Regions from separate parts of the Homo sapiens genome. Here region 2 is linked to region 1. A link is an interaction called in ENCODE POLR2A ChIA-PET data of the cell type or tissue named here. Cell type or tissue: B cell. All regions are shown on one strand.

Region 1 (5,000 bases):
AGCTCCAAACCTCACGGCACAGGGTACACACTTGTGTGTCCATATGGTCAGCTTTCAGCACTGGACAGGGCTTCTAAGGTCCCATCCCATGACATGCTCCCCTCACCTGGGTCCTCCTTCCGACACTCCCAACATGTGTTCTGGCATCAGCTGGGGGGCCATGCTTGTGCTGGGAGCTTAGAAGATGAGAGCTAATGTTCACTGGGCACCTGCCATGCTCCAGAAATGATGCCAGCTTCTCATTCAGGGCTCACTTCCACCTTTCAACAGACGGACCAAGTAGGACTTAGAAAGCTTAAGGCATATGTGAGTCATGTCAGAACAGGAATTTGAACCCAGCTCTCAAACTTCAAAGCCCTGTTCTTTGTATGACACTTGTGCTTCTCAAACCTTGCTGCATATTCCAATTACCTTGGGAGTGAAACAACAACAATGCAATCCTGCAGTCCCTGGAGCTAAGGTCAGCTGTGTTTGCAAAGCTCCCCAGAGGCTCAGAAAGTACAGCTGGGTTGGAAACCAAACCAGCGCTTCCCCAACCTCAGTGCACAGCAGAGTCTCCAGGAGAGCTTGTTAAAACCGAGTCCCGGGGCCCAGTCCCCAAGTTCCTGATTCGGCAGGACTGGGGTGGGATTTGAGAATTCATATTTCTTCTCTTTCTTTTCTACTCCTTCTTCTTCTCCTTCTTCATTTTTTTTTCTTTCTTTCTTTCTTTTTGAGATGGAGTTTCCCTCTTGTCCAGGCTGGAGTGCAGTGGTGTGATCTCGGCTCACTGCAACCTCTGCCGCCTAGGTTCAAGTGATTCTCATGCCTCAGCCTCCAGAGTAGCTGGGATTATAGGCACCCACCACCATGCCCAGCTAATTTTTGTATTTTAGTAGAGATGGGGTTTCACCATGTTAGCCAGGCTGGTCTCGAACTCCTGACCACAGGTGATCCATCCGCCTCGGCCTCCCAAAGTGCTGGGATTACAGGCATGAGCCACCATGCCTGCCCTCATCTTCATTTTTTTTTAGAGACAGAGTCACCCACACTGGAATGCAGTGGTGTCAATCATAGCTCACTCCAGCCTTGAACTCCCAGGCTTGAGCAATCTACCCACCTCAGCCTCCCGGGTAGCTTGGGACTACAGGCACACAACACCATGCCTGGCTAATTTTTTGTATTTATTGTAGACACTGGGTTTCACTATGTTGCCCAGGGTGGTCTCAAACTCCTAGTCTCAAGTAATCACCCACCTTGGCCTCCCAAAGTGTTGGGATTACAGGCATGAGCCACTGTGCCTGGTGGAAGTTTATAGTTCTAATGACTCCTAGGTGATGCTGATGCTGCTGGCCTGGGAACCACACTTTGAGGAGGCACAAGGCACTTAGTTCAGGCCGTGGCTAGTTTAGACAATAGGGATTGCCCACACTTCATACCAAAGGGTTATTACTGAGTTGCATGGCGGCCTGGAGAAGCGGTAGTGGGTAGGGCTCAGGTTGTGGTTCTGGGGCCGGACTGCTTGGTTCATGGCCTCAGGTCCGCTATTCCTGTGCCCTTGGATGCTTCATGGCTCGGATGTGGACCCTGTTACATGACCTCAGTCTCACCATCTCCGTTCTCTGTGCTCAGCTTCCTCCTCAGTTAAATGGGGAAATGAAATTCACAAAGTTGGCCGGGCGCGGTGGCTCACGCCTGTAATCCCAGCACTTTGGGAGGCCGAGGCGGGTGGATCACGAAGTCAGGAGATCGAGACCATCCTGGCTAACACGGTGAAACCCCATCTCTATTAAAAATACAAAAAAATTAGCCGGGCATGGTAGCAGGTGCCTGTAGTCCCAGCTACTCAGGAGGCTGAGGCAGGAGAATGGCGTGAACCTGGGAGGCGGAGCTTGCAGTGAGCCGAGATCGCGCCACTGCACTCTAGCCTGAGCAACAGAGCAAGACTCTGTCTCAAAAAAAAAAAAAAAGAAAAAAAAGAAAAGAAAAAAGAAAAGAAATTCACAAAGTTAGAGCCTTGGGGTGGTGAGATTCTCTCACTCCCCCTCTACCATGACCTGCTTCGTCAGAAAACCATTCCCCCTTCTGCTGCTTGAAGGGGTTTAATACCATGGATCTGCACCTCGTAGTTTCAATTTGGAATTTTTTAGTTCAGAGGACTTTGAGTGACAGACATTCTAAAAATCAAAGTAGGTAACAAAATGAATAAGGGTTGCAGAGAGTATTCAAATGCAGACAGTGAGAGCTCATGGAGGTGAAGAATCAGGCCTTGATCTGCACAGTTACCCAGAAAGTAGAATCCCTCATGGATGCTGAGCTTGGGGCTGAGGCTGCCAGCTCCCTCTCTGCACTTTAGAAACAGGTCTGCATGTAACCCACCTAAACACAGCCCTCTAACCTCTCTGTTCTTCTTCTCCTGGATGAAAGATTTGGGTGATGAATAAAATGATAGTCTGGGCCACCCTTTTCCACCTCACCTGAAAGGCCAGGAAATAGAACTAAGAAGTGTGTTTAAGGAATCATTTTAGGCCTGGGGCAGTAGCTCACATCTATAATCCCAGCACTTTGGGAGGCTGAGGCGGGAAGATGACTTGAGCCCAGGAGTTGGAGACCAGCCTTGACAACATAGTGAGACCCTGTTGCTACAAAAAATTAAAAAATTAGCCAGGTGTGGTGGTGTGCACCTGTGGTCCCAGCTACTTGGGTGGCTGAGGTGGGAGGATCGCTTGAGCCTAGGAGTTGGAGGCTGCAGTGAGCTGTGACTGTGCCACTGCACTCCAGCCTAAGTGAAAGAGTGAGACCCTGTGTGTAAAAAAAGGAAGAAATCATCTTAGTACAAGTTCTTCCTTTTGAAGAATTTCAGACACTTAATTGCTTTGTTTGTGCTAACTCTTTAAGGAAGCGGCTGGGTATAGGGCCAGCTCCCTGGGGGGAGCGGTGAAGTGGGGAGTGGTGAAGTGGGGAGCAGTGACGGTGAGGGGGAGGGGGGAGCGGTGAGGGAGGGAAGCGGTGTGGGGGGAGCGGTGAGGTGGGGAGCGGTGAAGGAGGGAGCGGTGAGGTGGGGAGCGGTGAGGCGGGGAGCCGTGAATGGGGGACCGGTGAGGGGGCAAGTGGTGAAGCGGGGAGTGGCAGGTCCTCCTCTACGGTGGCTGTTCTCTGCCCCTCACCCTGGGGTGCTGCTCTGCCGCCCGGCTCCTCACACTCTCCCTTGGATTCGAATGACAGCGTGACCTCAGGTCCCCTATTCCTGTGCCCTTGGATGCTCCAAGCAGGTGAGGAAAGGGAGGAAATAGGTTCTTGGGGCTCTAGCCACGTCAGGTGAATAGAATCAGGAAATGTCCACCATGTCCTCTTCCTGCTGCCAGGGATAGCAGGGCTCCTGAGAAGGACACCGCATCCCGGCGAGGCGAGGTCGGAGAGGGGGCCGGGGCACAGCTGCCAGAGTGATGGGCGCTCTTGTCTGTCAAAAGCCCCTTTTCATAATGGCCGTTCTGGGAGAAGAGAAGCTCAGGCTGGCAGCTTGGGTCTCACATACCTGACTGACTGTCATTAATTGCCTCTCGCAGGCTCTTGCCCTCTCCACCTCTCTCTCTTTCCTTCTCCCTCCCTCTCTCTCTCAACCTGCCTCTCTCTTTCCCTCCTCTCTCTCTCTCAACCTGCCTCTCTCTTTCCCTCCTCTCTCTCTCTCAACCTCTCTTTCCTGCTCCCTCTCTCTTTCCCTCTCCCTCTCTCTCTTTCTCCCTCCCTCCCTCTCTCTCTCAACCTGCCTCTCTCTTTCCCTTCCTCTCTCTCCTTCTCTTGCTCTAAAAATTCAGATGTTTTCTCCCCAAACACATTTTTTCTTTGTTTGTTTTTGTTTTTGTTTTAATTTTAGCCAAGTTAGTCCCAGAGGCAGCAAATCCAAATCGTGAGGCCGTCTCAGGGGTGCATTATTCTAGGGAGGGCCTCTCTGACGTGTCCATGGGAGACACCCTTAGAGCAAGGAGCGGATGGGAAAGCTCATGGACACAGCCTGCATGTCAGCGGCCTTTCCAAGAGCTGTTGCCTGGGCAATGAAATGGAGAGATTTTGAAAAGCCTCTCTCAGCGTGTCCACACCTGTCCTGCTAGCACGCCACCTGTGGTGTTATTAAAATCACTTGTCCTGTGGCGGCTGCTGCTACAATATGTGTCTCCCAGAGGGGAGAGCCACAGTTCATTAACCTGATTATTAAGCTTCATTAACTTGACTCATCCACTACTAACTAACCCTGCACTGCCCTGAGAATCAGATGATGGCCTCACAGGCAGCAAGAGAAGGCAGAGACCCAGAGAGCCAGATGCACCCGTGTCCGTGTGTGGATCAGGCAGCATGCTCTAGTGGAAGGCACCTGTGCTCCCGATGCCTGGCTGGACTCTTCGGGTGGGTCACACTGCCATCCTGGAGATGAAGAGCCCCCTCCAATAAGCTTGTCAATGCTTTTCCCTGAGAGCTTTGTATGAAGGCATCCTCCTGTTAGGAAAACACACAGATGTTCACTGCCCTCAGGATTAAACCACGTGCACGCTGGCATCCAGGCTGGGACACACTGGCATTCAGCCTGGGAGGCTCTGAGCACCCAGGACGTGGGATTTGAGGCAGAGGAGTCAGTGAACAGGGGGAACCAGCAGATGGGCATCAGTGAGCAGCTGAACGCAGCTGGAGAGAAAGGAGAAGCTAAGCCCGAGAATGGACGCCAGCCCCATCACCCTCTCGGCCTGAGGATGCTGGATTTGCTGTGGTGCTGTCATTGTGGAAGGAGACAGATCCCAGGAACTTTCATACCAGGAGGCCTGTGTCAACCTGCCTCTCTCCTCCTTCTGCAGGGACTATGCTGGCCTCTTCAAAGTCTAGGTCTTTCCAACCATCGTTTGTGGAAAGACTTTATGGCAAGGAGCACGCAAGAGGCAGCAGACAGGGACGTCATTCATGTGAGAATCTGTAGTGTCTCCCCATGGGAAAGCCTGCTCTTTGGAGAGGGCAGGATGACCATAGAATTGCTC
Region 2 (5,000 bases), 200 kb before region 1:
TCTGTTTTTTAATATACTGAGGAACCTCCATACTGCTTTCCACAGTGACTACACCAATTTTACATTCCCACCAACTGTACACAAGGGTTCCAGTTTCTCCACATCCTCACCAATACTTGTTATTTTCTGTTGTTTGATAGTAGCCATCCTAATGGATATGAAGTGGTATCTTGTGATTTTGATTATCATCTTTTTTTTGGATGAGGGAAAGTTTGACCCCATATGTGGGTGTCTGTCACCAAGATAGAATGAATGTAATTTCCAAGGAAAAATAATCCCAGGCAACCTCTTCTGGATTATGTCCCAACTGATTGGAAATGCTGGGAACTTTCTGTGGTTGAAGGACCTTGACATTTGTTGTCAAACTGCCTGTGAGTCACTTATCTTCTGGGGGAAAATAAACATAACCGTGTCTTCCAGTCTGAAGTGGGGTGGGTGGGTGATATGAAGCATTGCACACAGCAGAGCCTGCTGCCCCTCCACAGCCTCTGCAAATGCCGTGTGAAGGTGGTGGACCTGCTACCAGAACTGGTGTCCTGCTGTCTCTGTAGTTAACTCTTAGGAGAAATAACGGTTGTGTGTGTGGAGGTGAAGAATGGGAAGGGAAGGAGGGGTGGGGAGGGCTGGTGCTTCTGAGGTTCCCAAAGTTCCTGGACTCGAATTTTCTGTTGGCAAATAAGCTGGTCAGAACTTAGGAATGTGGTAAGTTGATCCAGGAAGAAGTTGAAGGTTTCTATCTGTGTTTTTCTGTGCGGTTGTGTATGTGTAACACGTTTGCAGAAATAGTTGAAGCTTATTATTTTCTTCAAAAGATCTTATTTTCTAGTGTGTAAATCACAGGTAATTAAATATGAGTTAAAGTAAGAGAGAGACCCTTGGGCTATCTCAGACTTAGCTTTGAGAGAGAGAATGATCATGGGTCTAAGGCATCACTCTTGGTTTTATAGGTTTGGAAACTCAATGTTATTAGTTCCATCTAGGAGTTATCAATGGGGGATTGGGGTTTACATGCATCAGAATTGTAAGATACTGCTAAGAATGACAGTTCATTAATTGATGAGAACTGTGCCTCGCTGAGAAAGCCAGCACTCCTGGGGTGTGTGTACTCCGCAGACCTTTTCTTTTGTTTGTTTCTTTCTTTCTTTTTTTTTTTGAGACGGAATCTCTGTTGCCCAGGCTGGAGTACAGTGGCACGATCTCAGCTCACTGCAGCCTCCGCCTCCTGGGTTCAATCTATTCTCCTGCCTCAGCCTCCCAAGTAGCTGGGATTACAGGTGTGTGTCACCACATACTAATTTTTTGTATTTTTTTTTTTTTTAGTAGAGACAGGGTTTCACCGTGTTGGCCAGGATGGTCTTGATCTCCTGACCTTGTGATACGGCCACCTTGGCCTCCCAAAGTGCTGGGATTACAGGTGTGAGCCATTGTGCCCGGTCCTCAGCAAACCTTTTCTATCGGCCTATTTCTATCTATTTTCTATCGGCCACCTTTTCTATTGGCCTATTTCCATCTGTCTGAGGAATCTTGATGCATCGGCCTTCTCGTTCTGGGGATCTTTCTGTGTATAGAATCAATACCCTCTCCTTAGGGTAGTGATGGAGATTGATTTTTCAAAAATCCCAACATGTAATTTATGAAATTATTGTTTCAGCTCCAGACTCTGTGCTCTGTTCTGCAGTGTTGGAGCTAGGACCGCACATCCCAGCTGCTTTGCCAGTGGCTTCCGGGCCACCTCCATCAGCAGGAGGCGGTAGAAGCACCAGCAAGATGGGGCTTTGGTCCTTCCTGTTGGCTTCCTGTTGCCCCAGCTGTAGCTGTTGAATTCAGTCTTCAGTTATCCCAGCACTGGCCAGCCAGCCTCATCGTCCACACTCCCTGCAGATCCCACCACTCCTCCAAGGAAGTCTCTACCTCAGGGCCCTTTGGCTACGCTTCTAAGGTTAAGTCTAACCGGTTCCCTCAGGCCTAGGGGTGGTGGCTGCTTCCTGTCGTTGCTACTTCCCTGATATCTAGAATTTTCCTTTTTCTACCCAGTTACCTGGTTACTGACTTTCTACCCAGTTAACAATTTATATTAAAGCCCTTCTGTTCAAAAAGCTTATGTAGTTTCTGCGTTCTAATTGGATCCTGACTAATACATCTGACTTTCAACATTCTTTAGTAATCAGTCAGCAAAATGATTTCATGAGATAGACGTATTATATTTAATTGGATTACAGTTCACCTTATATTCCTTTAGTTTTTTTTTTTTTTTTTTTTGCACTGATCTTTCTGATTTTCGTTAGGCTCGTCTATGTAATTTGAGACATAACTCCTCTCATTAGCTACTTTCTAAATCATCAGACTTGAGTTCTTTCCTGGAAAGATCACCACAGATGGCTAATGTCATTCATTTTGTTGGCTCTTTTGGCTTTATAGTAGAGGGTGACAATTCTTTTGTTTTTGGTTTTTTTTTTTGAGCTGGGGTCTTGCATGACCTCACTGCAACCTCTGCCTCCCGGGTTCAAATGATTCTTCTGCCTCAGCCTCCTAAGTAGCTGGGATTACAGGCACGCGCCACCAAGCCTGGCTAGTTTTTGTATTTTTAGTAGAGATGGGGTTTCACCATGTTGGCCAGGCTGATCTCGAACTCCTGACCTCAGGTGATCTGCCTGCCTCGGCCTCCCAAAGTGCTGGGATTACAGGTGTGAGCCACCGCACCTGGCCAAGGGTGACATTTCTAAACCTTATCTCTAAATTCTGTGTCCATTATTCAGTATTCCTTTAACTTGTAGAGCATGGCTATTACGTGTTTAAGCAACATATATCTCTAAAAAGATTCGAGGCCGCTTATAAGAGAAAGTATATTATGTGTAAGCACAGATTCATTAAAATAAGAGTTTAAAAATCTGGGGTCAAATTTAGGGGGTAGAGGGGATGAGGGATAAAAAGGTGAAGGAAAAAAGAAGTGGATGGAGAATTAAAGAATGAAGGAGAATTAACACTGAACACCCACCCCCATGGAGCCGGATCCTGGCTAGGTGTTTGCCATCTGTGTTTAGTTTAATGCTCAGCATAATCCTGCGTGGCAGGTATGTTACCCCCATCTATAGGTCAAGAACCTGAAACCCAAAGTGCTGGCCGATTGTGCTCTAGTCCCCCTATACATTTCAGCTTACGTCTACTGACACTAAGCCAAGGGGAGCTCCTTCAGTTGAACGTGCAATTGTATCTTGGTAGCCAAAGCAAGAAAGGAAGCATGTTGGGTTGCATAGTTCTCATTTGATAATACAATGAAACATTTTCTTGAGAGAGAGAAACATTTTCTTAGCCTTCAAGCTTGATAAGAATCTAGTGGATATTAACTTAAAGGGCACTGAACATGATAATAGTGTCCGTCAGGGGGAGAAATAACAGAAACCAAAAGCAGAGATGCACACGTGGCCGTTTATTTAAATCAAACCTGAAGCAGAAGGAGGAGCATTAGATCACAGTTGTGTAAAGGCAATTCTAGGAGAAAACGATGGACTGTAGCTAGCTTTCTGCAGTCCTGACCTGGCCAAGGGTAAAACTAGATCGGCTGCGGGCTGTGTTCCCTGGGCTTCCTGCTGCTTCACTCCTGGGAGGCAGCACAGAGTGGTTGTTACGGGGAAGGTTTTCATAAGTGCTGTGAATCCACCCTGGGCCGTTTACTGGCCTTGCACATGTGGGCAAGGTACGGTCAAGCTCAGCATGATGACATTTTAGCCAATGACAGATCGAATACCCAATGGTGGTCTCATAAGATTATATACTGTATTTTTACTGTACCTCTGTGTTTAGATACACAAATACTATTATGTTATAGTTGCATACAGTATTCAGTACAGTAACAAGCAGTCCAGGTTTGCAGCCTAGGTGTGTAGTAGGCTATACCACCTCGTTTTGTGTAAGTGCATGCTATCATGTTGCCACAATAATGAAATCACCTAAGGGCACATTTCTCAGAAGGTATCCCTGTCATTAAGCAACACATGACAGTACTTAATCTCTCTAAGCCTTAGCTTCATCCCTTCTTAAATGAGGGTAATAATACTGTTTCGTCCACCTGTGTGTGTGTGTTTGAGATAGGGTCTCGCTCTGTTGCCCAGGCTGGAATGCAGTGGCACAAACATCACTGCAACCTCGATCTCCTGGGCTCAAGCAATCCTCCTGCCTCAGCATCCTGAGTAGCTAAGAATACAGGTGTGTGCCACCATGCTGGCTAATTTTTTTTTTTTTTTTTTTTTTTTTTTGGTAGAGATTGGGTTTTGCTATGTTGCTCAGGGTGGTGTCAAACTCCTGGCTTCAAGTGATCCTCCCACCTTGGCCTCTTAAAATGCTGGGATTACAGGCATGAGCCACCATGCCTGGCCTTATTTTTATATATTTAAGAACATATGCTTTCGGCCGGGGTGGCAGCTCATGCCTGTAATCCCAGCACTTTGGGAGGTCGAGGCGGGTGGGAGGCGGGTGGATTACCTGAGCTCAGGAGTTTGAGACCAGCCTGGCCAACATAGTGAAACCCCCCTCTCTACTAAAAATACAAAAAAATTAGCCAGGCGTGGTAGCAGGCACCTGTAATCCCAGCTACTTGGGAGGCTGAGGCAGGAGAATCACTTGAACCCGGGAGGCGGAGGTTGCAGTGAGCTGAGACTGCATCACTGCACTCCAGCCTGGGCAACAAGAATGAAACTCCGTCTCAAACAAAAACAAAAACACCATATGCTTTCCCAACACATCTGGACAGCTGATATTAAAAAAGGGTGTATGTAGTAGAATTAAAACTATTACAAGAGAAACAGAGCCAGACAGTTTGGGGAAGGGAGAAAACAGAGAGGTTGTGGGGGCACTTACCTTGAATCTTCTTAGGTCCCTTGTGTGTTGTTTTGCCTAATCCTTCCCACACGTCTGCAAAGAGGATGATCTCCCCACGTAGAGACAGGAAGCGGATTCCGATACCTCGCCTTCCCTGTGTTAGATGTGCCGTAGCTCCTACTGAG

Evidence for each region. Peaks named below come from ENCODE experiments on the same cell type or tissue, not always from the same donor. Only the 100,000 strongest peaks of a DNase experiment are listed, where the experiment ranks them.
Region 2: POLR2A ChIA-PET joins it to region 1 with 8 read pairs; 2 of 35 experiments call an interaction of 5 or more read pairs at or near these places.

Annotation. Positions count from the first base shown.
Region 1 is chr1:230,288,881-230,293,880 of GRCh38, forward strand. No RefSeq gene overlaps it. Among named protein-coding and RNA genes, the nearest start is that of PGBD5, 130 kb to the right of the region's middle. In B cell, no CTCF peak of the experiment used is centred here; DNase peaks (open chromatin) are centred at 1,511, 2,951 and 4,126; H3K4me3 peaks cover 1,208 bases; H3K27ac peaks cover 2,614 bases.
Region 2 is chr1:230,089,938-230,094,937 of GRCh38, forward strand. The region is part of intron 1 of GALNT2 (polypeptide N-acetylgalactosaminyltransferase 2); the gene reads left to right. Among named protein-coding and RNA genes, the nearest start is that of GALNT2, 25 kb to the left of the region's middle. In B cell, no CTCF peak of the experiment used is centred here; no DNase peak of the experiment used is centred here.